Regions from separate parts of the Homo sapiens genome. Here region 2 is linked to region 1. The links are chromatin contacts, found by Hi-C in ENCODE. All regions are on one chromosome and are shown on one strand. The core of a region is the stretch at or near the end of the contact, and the rest is flanking DNA. Distances in the headings are between cores, read along the strand shown.

Region 1 (6,886 bases), core at 3,736-6,235:
CCTTATTGTCTGTCATACTTGATTTCTACTCTCCTTGTTCCCACCAGTAAGTAAGCTCCACAAGGACAAGAAACATCTCTTTGGTTCTTTGCTGTATCTGTAGCCTGAGACAGTGCCTGATACTTCATTGTGCTCAACTATTTAAATGAGTGAATGGATAAAATTCATTTTTGGAGGTTGAAGATTATCTAAAGTGGTGCTTCCTTACCTTTTCACTTCACTGCACATATAGTATTTCTAAGGCATATAGAAATCAACTGAAGTGACTTCTTATGGCCAGTGAGGACTGGTGTGGGGATTCAAGCTACCTTTTTCTACCTTTGCTGCTTTCAGCAAATCCTTGGGAAATTGATCTGAAGGCCAGATACTACATCATCAGCCTCTTTCCTTTGTCCTTTCCCATTGCCTAAAGGTGCTCATGTTGCTGCCACCTGTAACGAACAAATTCTGCCTTCCAAGTTACAGTGTCTTCTTGCTACTCTTTCTCTCTTCAGAGCTAAGTTCCTCAGAATAATTGTGTAATTCTATTATTTTTTCAACCTTTCTGTATGTTTGAATTAAAAAAAATAAATTTCAAAGGACTCTGGGGACACAGTCCAGTCTCCTGTCAGTTTGTATCCCTTCCCTCAACATCTCAACCTTACAGTCATTCATCTTTTGCCTCTGAAGTAGCAGGAAGTTCATAACATTGCCTTTTCTAACTTGACAGCTGTAACTGTTAATGGTTCTTCTATGACATTATTAAAAGTTGTGTCCCTGATACTTGCATCAATCTGTCCTTTCTCACTACAGAATCACATAGGAAAATCTTATCACACTCTCAGTGATTGTTCAGATATGCAAAGATAATTCTGTGCTCTACGTTCATTCCCCTTACAGTTAAATATTCGCAGCTCCTTAGTTGCACTGAGTGATTAAAGGCCAAACTAGCCTCCTTGCCTCAATCCCCGACTGTCCACCTTCTCCCAGTATATTACAAACCTATCTCCAGGAGAGGAAGGGAGCATCAGAAGAGAAGGAATTCTGTGTCATCAAACTCAAATGGCTCTCCTTGCCACCATCACAGTCAACTGAGGCAGAAAGCCCCAAGAAAATTACACATTGAAGGAAGCTTACAGGAAGAGAATAAAGAATAGTCAGGGGCAGACTTCTTGATCCCCCAAAAGAGAAGAGAGAGACGTGGAAGGGAGGAGTGGGGATGCCTGTGAAGCCGGCCATACCCTTGGGTTTGGCGTAGGAAAACTAATTCATTTCCTGGAGGTAGTGATATTGTGTAAAGCATCGAGGCTTGAGCTGCCTTGCATGCGTTTCACTCTAGCTGCAAGAGGCTATGTGGTGTATAGCTGTGGGCAATAGCTGTGTTGCTCACAGAGTTAGAGCTAGATTTTTCATGTGTCTTGCATCCCGGGACAGAGACTGCATATGGGCACCTGCCACTTGTGGAATCTGCCCAGGATGAGATGTAGGGAGAAGCAGTTACCACCAGAAGGAGGCTGCAGTTATACCCTCGTTTGTTAAGACACGTTTGTCCCTTGACCTCATTCATTTGGGTCCCCAGAAAAGGAAGGGCAAAGGAAGAATGAAAGAAAAGACGATTCCTTGTTGACATTATTAAAGCCAGGGGGCAGATGGGAGATGGGTTATTACACTGGGTTGGACTGGACTTGTATTAACCGAAGTTACAGAACAGCTTTTGGGTCTGCTTAGGATGTGCAGAAGAGGGAGACTCCGCAAAGCAGAGTTGAAGACTATGGTTGGGAAAGGACACTAACTTGTTAGGCTGTTCTGCAACCTGGGTGGTAGATTTTTTTTTCTTGACTACATTTTTGTCATTTTTATTTTCCTAGAAAATCTGGCCATTTCATATTTGTTGGCAGAGTTCTACAAGGCAGCCAACATACCACTTGTACAACCTATCACATGCCAGATGTTTTTTAAGCAGTTACGTTAGTTCATTTAATCTTCCCTAGAATTTAACTGGCCAGGGGGTTGTGCTTTCATCATCTTCATTTTATAGATAAGGAAACTGAGGCACAGGGAGGATAATTAAATTAAGGTCTCACAGCTACTAAGTAGAGGAACCAGGTTTCCAACCTCCAACCTAAGCTGTCTGGCTTGATTGCCTTATTTATACTCATAAAAAAAATTTTTTTTATATATGTATGCATTTATAAATGTGAGTGTAATTATATAAATTACTGGAGTAATTTTTAAAATTAGACTATACATAGTCTGATAATTTTTAAATTTACTCATTTTTTTCCCTCCATTTGTTCCTGTTGTTAAGGTGCCTTCTCTCATTTTGTCTTGATTCTACTTTGCAAGGGATTGCCTACCTTTGTGGTTCTCAAAAGTATGGTTTGCAGTCCACTGGGAATCTCCAAGACCCTTTCTAGGAGTTTGCAAGGTCAAACTTAATTTTCATAATAAGACGTTATTTGCCTTTTTCACCATATTGAATCTGCGCTGAATGGTACCTCAGCAAGTGTTAAAAGCAGTGGCTTCCAATTGTTTGTTTGTTACTGTATTTACACCACTACTCATCCCAGTAAAAGTCCTACTACAATATCAAAGTCACCTAAGAATGTCTTCTGATGAGATCAGTAGTGATGGTAATGAATGTGATTTTGTGATATGTGTAATGAAGTGTGTAAACATTTGGAAGATCTGTATAACTCAGTGAACCAGTATTTTCCAAATTATCAATGCACAGTGTTACAAAGTCATGCATGGGTGAAAAATCCCTTCAAAAAGCAAGACAGGGCTGGGCGTGGTGGCAGGCGCCTGTAATCCCAGCTACTCGGGAGGCTGAGGTGAGAGAATCACTTGAACCGGGGAGGCGGAGGTTGCAGTGAGCTGAGATTGTGCCACTGCACTCCAGCCTAGGCAACAAGAGAGAAACTCCATCTCAAAAAAAAAAAAAAAAAAAAAAAAGGGCAAGACAAACCAATGGATTTTAATGTAACAGTGCAAAAAGTTCATTGATATCATTTCAGACTCCATATTGTGGTTAATCTTTAATAAATTACCACTTGAGTTTGGCTGTAGCATTAAAGAACATCCACAGTTGTCTGAAATGGCTGCCTTTTTTCCAAGGATATGTCTGTGTGAGGCCAGATTTTTTTCATATACTTCAACTAAAACAACATATCACAACAGATTGAATTCAGAAGCAGTTGCCTTCTATTAGGCCAGGAATTAAAGAGATTTACAAGGCCGGGTGCAGTGGCTCATGACTCATTACAGCACTATGGAAGGCCGGAGTGGGAGGATCCCTTGAGGAGGCCAGGAGTTCAAGAGCAGCCTAGGCAACATAGGGAGACCCCTTCCCTACAAAAAAGATTTGCAAATATGTAAAGTCATGCCACTCTTCTCATTATATCTTTTGAGTTTTGGAAAATGAAGTTATAGTTCATGAAAATATGTTCATTATATTGTTATTTTAAATTAGTAAACTTCCAATTTTCTTGGTTTTAATTTCTAGTACGTTGAATATTGATAGAAATAAGATTTTAAGTCTAAAGCAGTTCTGAGATCAAAAACGAGTCACTGGTCTGGCATGTTGGTTTATTTTTCCAACAGTTTTAAATTATATTGGACAACTTAGCACATGTTTTATGTATTTTGTTTTATATTCAATTCATTTATGTTTTTATACTTTTTTTATTTTCTTTGCCAACTTACCTGTAAATTTTAATTCATTTATTTTCAGTTCCTGTTTTCTAATAATTTAGGCTATACATTTTCCTCTGGACTTCTTTACCTGCACCTCAGATTTTGATATATAGGTATTTTGTTAGTCTTCCAGTTTTTAATTTTTTTAAATTGTGAATATTTCAAACATATAGAAAAGCATAGAAAATAAGAGAAAAAGTCTGTGTTCCTCCACCTTCTGTTCGCTTGAATTTTTTAAATAAAAGAAAACATTAGCTACAGTTGAAACATCTTGTATAACCCCCATCAAATTTCCCTGCATTTTCAGAGGTAGCCACTGCACTGAAGCTGAGATTTATCATTTAATTTCATGTTATTATCAATACCATAGGTAGGTATCCATAACTAATGTAATACTATTTTGCATGTTTTCAAAATTTATACAAATCATTCTGCCATTTGCGTTATTCATTCAATATTAACTTTAAAATTTATTCATTTTGAACTAAGAATATGCCACAATTTATACATTCCCACTTTCAGCTGGGCTTTCTTTAAGCTTTTTTATTTTTTTTGGAGTGTGTTATATATTTTTCACATGTGTAGATTTTTAAAGGATCCTTTTCTAATATTGCATTTTTGTCAGTGAATATGACCTATATGACACCAATTTCCTGAATTTGTGGAGAGTTCAGAAAGAAATTATAAACCAAAAAAGAAATTTATTTAGTCTTGGTTTAGAATAAGAATGTGTCAACAAGAATGTGAAGCTTTGGCAGGAAATGATTTCATTATCTGAAAGTTTGAGTTTTCAGGTTACTATACCAGACTGGTTGTTACCCTCTTCAGTTAAAAAATAAGAGGGAGTTGGGGAATATTTATTTTCCAGTGACCTCAGAACATAGGAAACAGAATCAAACAGGTGGGGAAAGGTCTTATTTAGATTTGCATTTCTGCGTTGTCTCTTGCTTTTGCTATGAAGAATCTAGCAGTTACGAGTTTATGAGTCAATAGCAGGTTCTTCCTGAGCTATTCAATACAGAGTTCTTGGGATTTCATCCAGTGCCAAACACAAAGTTCCTATTTAGTGAATGCAGTATTCATTTCAAAATATATAAAATATGTTACTGTTGAGTTAATCCACAGACTATAGTTACAGGAAATGGAAATTTGCTTACTTATGTTGATGAATTGTGTTGGTAAGTTCCATTGCCACCTAAATTGTGCAGGCTTATCAAACCTCTGCATCTAGTTTTTCTCCTTGCTAGCTATGTAAATAAAATTAAAATGTGACCGTGTTAGTCATTTCTTGCATTGCTAAAAAGAAATACCCATGGCAGGGTAATGTATAAGGAAAAGCTTAATTGGCTCATGGTTCTGCAGGCTGTACAGAAAGCAGGGTGCTGGCATCTGCTTCTGATGAGACTTCAGGAAGCCTGTAATCATGGCAGAAAGCAAAGGGGGAGCCGGAGTATTGCATGGCAAGCAGGAGCAAGAGAGAAGGGGAAGGGACTGTGCACTTTTAACAACCAGATCTCGTGTCAACTAACTGAGCAAGAACTCACTCATCATGCTAACTAAGCAAATCATGAGGGATCTGCCCCAGTGATCTGAATACCTCCTGCTAGGTAATGTAATCCCTCCACTGGGGATTACATTTCAACATGGATTTGGAGGGGACAAACATCCAAACTGTATCAGTGACTAGCAAATTCTAACCCAAATGCAATAATTGTTAGAGTTTTCTCTAACAATTCCTTTGTTGCCAATTATATAGTCAATATCTGTAAATGTTCCAAACTATTGAAAGTATGCTTTATACTTGTTAAAATCAAATTTATTAATTGATAACATTCTCAGTTCCCAAACTGTGTTTCTGGTTCAGTGGGTGTGGGTTAGGGTTCAAGAATTTGCATTTCAAACAAATTCCCGGCAGCTAATGCTGCTGGTTTGGGGAACACACTGAAAGTCATGCATATGGTTTTCAATTTGCCTTTCTTCTTTTGCAATTTCTTCACAGTTTCTTATTAAATGAGTGTTCTTGTTTTCAAGGTTTTAAAATATTTACTAAGTATTTTTATACCACTTCTATAAATTCTACAAATTTGGAGAGGAACAGAGACTGCAACATGTGTTTGGCTCCAGTTGGTGGTTCTCTTGGTGTTTCTTGATATTTTCTCATCATGTCACACAGAGAATATTTTTTTCAGAAATAAGTCAAATTGAAGCTTTTTTCCTCTTCAGTGAATTTCTTTGTTATCCACCCTGACAAAGTCTGAATATGCATGAATGCTGTTCTCCAATTGACCAATATTATGATTTTTATCCCCTCGAAGAAGGAATTGCTTGGAATAATGTAAGATGAGACAAGTGTAAGTTTTTCCCACTTTTGGTAACAAGGACAGGGTGGTTTACTCACCTAATACTATGAGGACAATATAGGAACCCAGGTATAAAAGTTTTTATGGAATCTTAGCCCTAATGTTCTGTTAGGTAACAGTCTCTATAGACTTAGTCTTCTGTTAGAACAGATAAATATGTCCAGTCAGATGAAACAGGTTTTTTTCCTGACAACTAATCCTGGTAACTTTCTGCCTGTATCTGGACACCTATTTTGAATAAACTAGCTTGCATTTCCTACCCACATTTGCATGGAGAATACAGAACTTTTGCATATGTGCTGAGCACCTGGTTTTAATATCATGAGTAGCTTTAACACATAATTGCCCCAGTTTCTGTTCACTCTCACAATGATCTAGGAGTTAACTTTACAATTTTTAACTGGATTGTGGCTGATGCCTCTATAAAGCAGTTAGCATGTATTATTAGTAATAATTACAACAACAAAATAATGGCAGTTATAATAATTGCAAACATTTATTGAGTGCTGTTTTCCAGGTACCATGCTTAGTGTTTTAAATCCATGTTTCATTTTGCTACTGGTACGTTGGAAAGTTATCTAGAAAGTTGTATTGTTGTAGGAGTTTATTCTTTGGAGTCTTTATAGAGCTTTACAGTGCCTAAGTTGAATATTTGGTAATAACTGTTTCTTAAAATTACTTTTATTTATTATTGATTTGATTGAGAATGACAGTTGTAAAATACCTGTGAGGTATAAATAATAAGAATGCAATGAGCACTTGGTTACCTGCTATCCTATTTAAAAGAGATAATGTTACCGTTACTTTGAGTTTCCTTGGATATCCTTTCCCAATCCCATCCAACTCTGACC
Region 2 (7,010 bases), core at 39-2,538, 510 kb after region 1:
ACACACACACACACACACACACACACCCACCTCTTTGGTCCACTTCTCTAGAGAACCCTGACTAATACAACTAGGATGGTGGGAGTAGAAGTACAGAGAAGCGAATATATCTTTGAGGAAGAAGCAACGGGACTCTCTCAGAGGAATAATTAATTGATTGTAATGTATGGATGATGATGCCATTCAAGGCAAAAAAGAGGAGCCGGTTTAAGGAGAAACTCAAAGAGTTTGGTTTGGGTCTTGTGTAGTCTGAGATGCCAGTGAGATATGAGGGGAAGAGTTGAGGGCACAAATTGGATACATGAATCTGGAATTCAACCATGTAGAGAGGGGCAGAAGATTTAGGACTGAGCATTGGTGAATTCATCCTTTAGACAAAGGCTGAAAAGGAGTGACCAGGAAATAGGGAGGAGAACCCAGAGAGCGTGGCATCATGGAGCATGAGAGGAGTGTGCCTAAGGCAGACTGGAGTAGCTGACAACATCACATGCACTGAGTGAGTCCAGTGAGATGCGACTTAAAGGAAGGGACTTAGATTTGACCACTTGCAGGTTGGTGGCTATGGTGGCTAAGGCAAATCTGATGGAGCAGCGGGGACAGTGTCCAGCATGGAGTGGCTGAGCCATAAGCAGGAGATGAGCAAGTGCAGAGCCCACATGTGACAGCTCTTTGGAACAGATGTGCAGTGATGGGGAGTAGCAAAACTAGGGAGGGCTTGGGGGTCATGACTTTTTAATGATGGATGATAGGAGAGCATGCTTATATGCTGATGGAGATGACCCAGTATGGTGGGATATTGATGACAAGTAGAGAGAGGGTATAAATGGTTCTTGTTTTCTATCTATTCATTGGTCAATTTTGGTACTTTTATATTTTGTTAGAAAATCTTCCATCTACTCTGGATTTTTGACAAAGTGAATAATGTTCACTTTATTTTAATCATTAGTGTCTGTAATTATATCACCTTGTCTGTTCCTAATTTTGTATATTTTTTGTTCTTCTTTTCTTGCTTAAATAGCTTTTGTTTTACTCATATTTTCAAAGAGCCAGCTTATGACTTCACTTACTTTTTCTACTGTTATTTTCTTAAGTTTTATTAATTTTACCTTGTATCTTTCCCCCTTCCTCCTACAAGAATTCTGTAAACAAAAACAATTTTATTACTATCATGTGTGAGCCAAAAGTTTCTCTCTTGCTGCCCAAGGTCTTCCCCCATGAGAGTCATCATGTGATGCTTCTGGGTTGTCCTTAGTGATTGTCCTGAGTGTCTCCACATGCCCATATTTGGAAACTGAATGTAGCGGTTCTGCCTGGGCTCTAATCTCCATTTACTTCTGTTCTGTTTTTGTTTATACAAGAGACGGTCTGGCCTGGTCATTTCTCGTCTTGGTATGTTACTGCTGAGTCACAGTTCAGTTAACCAAGAACCATGAGAATGAAAGTTCTCAACTAATCACAGACGGTAGATTCCCCAATGCAATGAAAAACTCTTCTTTATATCAGGAATATTAAAATGGAAGATTACATTTAAAATAATAATTAAATCTACCCAGTGCTTCATGGTTCTTCTTGTTGATTTCTCAGGGTGTGGTTAGCAATGAACTGAGGTTTATAACTAGCAAGTATTAGTGAAAACCCCCTGATAATTCAGTTTAATGGCTACTTTGACACATTCATCCTGATTTAAACACAGACCCTACAGGTTATATAAACGGATAAGATACAAGTTGTTTTGGTAAATTAAAATCTGTAAATATGTATGATAAACCAGCCAGCTATTTCTTAAGTATTTACATGTAGTTTTCACTCAGCTTACCAGGGCCCAGGGATTTAATTAAGCTGTACTGCAAGTTCTGTTTATGGTTGTGCCATATACACAGGTGGTGCTCAATAAATCTTTGTTGACTTGATGTTGATTGAGTGTATCTGGGGTTTACCTTCACTGTAGAAATTACCTTACATGGATGGCAACGCTAGGTGTATTCACCTGGTAGACAGTGGGTCTGTATGAAGCTTAGGTTTTGCTGGCAGTCAGCAGTTTAAGTGATTAACGAAGAGTTCTTACAATACAGGGAGCAACGATTTAAAGACAGAATTCAAGGCCTCAATATAACTGTTTACATTCTTTTTAATCTGTGTCATAATTCATTTTCAAATATTTGTAGTTGTTATTGTAACAGAAGGTATTTCTTCTTTCTTTTACTGCTACTACACCACCTTGCCCTAACAATAATGAGAGTTCAAATACAGAGTGCTTATTCTGTGTCATACAGGTAATATCTATGGCCACCAGATTCTGTGCTAATAAGCACTTTGCATATTTTTTTTTACTTTCCCTCACAACAGTTTCACAAGGTAGGGCTTTTATCATTTCCATTTTCAGATGAGGCATGTGAGGCACAGAGTGTTAAGTAACCTCCCCAGGGTCACACAGCCGGTGAGAAGTGGAGTGAAGACACGCCTGGGTCTGTCTAATGCCGGAGCTTCCTTTCATAACTACCACACTCTACTGCCTTCGTTACCCTATAGGGTACCATCTAGAACTGGAAATGACGACCAAGAAGGAAGGAAATCTCACTAAAGGGCTGGTAAAATAATCAATATAACCACCATTCAGCCAAAAATACACACGCAGTTGTTGAAATATTGGCTTTTTGATTTCTGAAATGCTGATGACTGTAAGTGAACAGCCTGTACTTCAGGCAAAGGTGATTCTTTTTTAAGTAACTGAATTCCTGAATCAGGTCTCTCCTTCTTAAAGTTCCTGTTAGACTGTTTTTAATATCACAGCAGGCCTTAGCAGAAGAACTGTTGGCATTTTCATTAGTTGTCTTACATTTGCATTTCAAACAAACATTCTGATTGTTTGCCTCATAGATTTTGCCTGGTCTAATGGCCATTAGTGATCATTATTAAATGGAACTGTCTAAAGATTTCACAAGTTTGTTTGGATTTCATAGGCCTTCTTTTTAAATAAGAAAGTCACACAGTCATCTCTAATATTAAAATACATTTAATCTAGGTATAAAACACCAATTAAAAAAACATTAAACTTGGTCTTTAAATGTGAACCCAAGGAAGAGCACTGGCCTGTGCATTTGGAGGCCTGGAACATGCGCCCTGCAATGTGGCTCCAGATAAATGTTCACTGTCTCTGAGCTTTAGGGAGAAACCTGTAAAATGGAACTGTAGATAAGTACCGTTTCCATGCAGTTCTTCAAATTCAGTATTCTGTCGAAAGGATGATCCTGGATTTGCTGGTGGTTTTTCCATGAGAGTGTTACTTAGGAGAAATGCAAAAGATATAGATAAAGATAAGCTAGAACCAGTGACAGATTTTTTCACTTAAGTAGGCCTGCAAGCCTCCTTCCACATGATGTGAAATACTCACTCATCCTGGAGACTTGGACAGTAATATACCCAGTAGTGACAATTATCCAGGAAGGAGCTGGGGATTTAAACAACTGTAGTAGTGGTACTCTATTTTTAAGTTCATGTGTCTGTGTACAGAGAATTTTGCATGCATTCATCCATCGTTTTTAAGGGCCTACCACATAGATGTTATTTTTGAGGAAATATTTTTCCCTATATATTATGGATGAATTGTATTGTCAAACTCCACCTGAAACCATTTCATTCTCATAGGCTCTCATTTGGTTAATTGCAAAATATGGTGAACTGCTAAATGTCTTTTGCTTTTAGGGGGTGGCTCAGTTGCACCATAGTTTACCAAGATATAGTTAGTAGTGCTTAACCAATAATTCAGCAAGCTAACTATGTACAATAATTCCATCCATAGTCAATTAGTTCATATTCTTTATCTACAAAAGCTGAATTCTGATGGCTCAAATCATTTTAAAGTTAAAATAGGCTTCTTAACCACAGACTTACAATAATATTAATAATAACTCACTGTGATTACAAAAATCTACTGAATGTTAACTATGTGTTAGATACTATTCTAGCACTTAACATGTGTTTAACTTATCTATTCTCACAACCCGATGAGGTAAATTCTATTGCCCTGTTTGACAGATGTAGAAACTGAGGCACAGAGATGCATGAGACAACCTGCCAGTGTCACACAACTGCTAAGTGATGTTGGTCAGGTCTCCAAAGCCCACATTCTTAACCAACTTAAAATTATCCATCTGGGGCCATAGAAGGTATTTGTTGTTGTTGTTGTTGTTAAAAAATACTTCATTGTTTTCACCAAATAACAGTGGGGTTGATTGTACCATGTTTGTAAAAATGGAAGGAAAAAGCAGATAGCATCACCCCTTTAGTAAAAAAATACTTGAGGGAATGTTGTCTTAAATATCAAAATAAGCCTGCCTTTAAGAGTTGCTTTTTTTCCTTTTGGCTTCATTTTCAGTTTTTCTCTAATGGCTTTACACCTCCTCTGTCCTACAGAAGTGAAAGCCCTCCTTGGCCCATTCTGACTCATAGTTACCTGTCAGTTCTGTTCTCAGTGGAGACAGCTTTCCTGGAACCCTCCCCTCCTTCGCTACACTTGAGCCTGCTCTCCAGGTCTGCTCACAGCCGGGGTCCTGCTGGCTCTGTGTCTTTCCCATTAGAGGCTTTCCCAAGTGTCTGATGATATTTGGATGTCTGTTCACAGGGAGGGCCAGCTGGAGTCTGGGAGTGGGGAAGGGTGGGACTCAAGAAGCCTGGGCCTAGGTGTAGGATGATTGAATTGGGGCAAGGCAGGGTCTTCTGGGGATGCGTCTCCTGATGTTCTGCAGTGGTGGGAAGTACACAGCATATCATCTGTGAAGTCTTTTTGACAACATCTTTAACCAGAATCTGATTATTGAGAAACAGCTAGACAAATCCAGATCATGGAGCATTTTGCCAGATACCTGTCCTGGTCTATTCAAAAATGTCTATAACGAAAGACCAAAATTAAATAAAAATAAAAGGCAGGGAAGTTGCCCTTTATTAAAAGAGATTAAAGAGGTAGAACAACCAAATGCAGTGTGTCATCATCCCTTGGATCCTGAATTTTTCAAAAAAAAATGCTGTTAAAGTACATTTTTAAAACAATTTGGAAAGTTGAAATATGGAGTAATTATTGCACAGAAATTAATTTATTGCATGTGATAATAGTATTGTGATTATGTAGAAAATTGCCGAAAGATCTAGGGGTGACCAGCCTGGCCAACATGCTGAAATCCTGTCTCTACTAAAAATACAAAAATTAGCCAGGCATCACAGTGGCACATGCCAGTAATCCCAGCTACTCGGGAGGCTGAGGCATGAGAATTGTTTGAACCCAGGAAATGGAGGTTGCAGTGAGCCAAAATCGCACCACCTCACTCCAGCCTGGGTGACAAAGCGAGACTCTGTCAAAAATCTAGGGGTGAAGTATCGTAATGTCTGCAACTTAATGTGAATTAGTTCAGCCAAAAAAGGTATGTTTTTTGCAAATATACATATCTTTTTCTCTCTCCACACACATACTAGTGTGTGTGTGTGTATGTGTGATGTATGTATATAGATGTCTTCTGTATCTGTAGACTTTTTTTCTGGGAACTATTTGATTTATTAGGAAAACATTAATTTCTCAGAGTTGGACAGTGAAGGACAAAGCAGTGATTAAAAATGCAGTGAAACAATGAAAACATGATGTTTATGAGGCCATTTATTAGCCTGATAATTCATTAACCAAAGATTTATTGAGTACCTGCTAAGTCTGCCCTTACTGTGCCAGGTGCTCCTGAGCAAGATAGATCTCAGTCCTCATCTTGGTCAACTCTGCAGCCCAATACAAGTACAAGTAATTAGGGCTGTTGTTTTGGAAAGGGATTATGGCTATATATACAGGAGGTCTCACCCTACTCTAAATTAGAGTGGAGAAAATCGGTGACTTTTCAGCTGAGTCTCTCACCCATAAAAAGATTAGGATTTAACTGTTAAAGGGTGAGTGGATAGAAGGGGGATAGAGAAAATGACAAATGAAGGAGAAACAGCCAGTACAAAGGCCCTGCTTTAGCAAGAAAAAATAATGGCAGTTCCCTGCCTCTGGGAGGGGTCAGGAAGGGAGATCTGAGCAGTAAGCAGGGCTGAGCTCCTGGGAGGACCTGCCAGCCCAAATATCAGGCAGGCGTTAGAGGGCTTGTTCAACAGGGGCCGATTGATGGGAACGAATATCCATTTTTGAACAGTCACATTGGTGATTGCTTTGATGTTATAGAGATGATTAAAGATCTCAAAGTTGGTGAATACTTGGAGATCAGTTAGAAGCTATTGTCCAGGCAAGGTGATGTGATTTAGACTGAGTTGTTTTAGACCGAATTGGTGGCAGCAAAACTAAAGAGTAGGTGACAGCTTAGAGCGATATTCATATAGTAGGTTAATGTGGATGCTTGGATCAGTCCTTAGGTTGTCTTGATGTGGCAGCTAAGAGAGCCGGAAAAGGCTGGGGCCACTCTGAGCTTCTGACTTGAAGAAATGGAAGGATAATGTGAATTTGGAGGAGGACCATGGTCTTTTTCTTGGAGGGAGTAGAACAGGGGAGAAGATGACTGCGGTTTGCGGTATGATGAATTTGAGGCATCTGTAAGACCTGAAGTGCTGGCATTCAGAAGGCTTAAAATGTATGGGTGTGGAGCTCGGAAGTGGGGTTTGGGTAAGATTAGGGAGTTTTTCATAAAGATGGTGTTTGGAGAAAGAGGAAATGACTCCCCTGGAAAGGACTTTTAAACTGTTAAGAAGAGGGCCTGGAAAAGAGGTGGGAGTCTATGAGTTAGGGTCTGGAGGGTGGGAAGAGAATCTGAAAGTGCTTTATTAATCCCAGCACTTTGAGACGCCAAGGTGGGTGGATCATGAGGTTAGATCGAGACCATCGTGGCTAACATGGTGAAACCCTGTCTCTACTAAAAATACAAAAAAGTAGCCAGGCGTGGTGGCACGAGCCTGTAGTCCCAGCTACTTGGGAGGCTGAGGCAGGAGAATCGATTGACATGGGAGGCGGAGGGTGCAGTGAGCCGAGACCATGCCACTGCACC

What was found. A loop is a pair of places that touch in the nucleus more often than their neighbours do. Pooled maps may share reads with other maps.
Region 2: a loop to region 1 is called in a pooled map, with 2.6 times the contacts of the local background. The contact joins two enhancer-like sites. A Hi-C loop is called at or near these places in 7 of 37 single-sample maps with no recorded cell type and 6 of 50 pooled maps.

Annotation. Positions count from the first base shown.
Region 1 is chr14:55,685,531-55,692,416 of GRCh38, forward strand. No RefSeq gene overlaps it. Among named protein-coding and RNA genes, the nearest start is that of LINC00520, 110 kb to the right of the region's middle. Within about 2 kb of position 4,986, at least 3 of the 41 ENCODE cell types and tissues checked have a DNase peak (open chromatin) inside an H3K27ac peak, as active enhancers do.
Region 2 is chr14:56,197,988-56,204,997 of GRCh38, forward strand. The region is part of intron 2 of PELI2 (pellino E3 ubiquitin protein ligase family member 2); the gene reads left to right. Among named protein-coding and RNA genes, the nearest start is that of PELI2, 83 kb to the left of the region's middle. RefSeq lists an enhancer at 1,205-1,394. Within about 2 kb of position 1,289, at least 10 of the 41 ENCODE cell types and tissues checked have a DNase peak (open chromatin) inside an H3K27ac peak, as active enhancers do.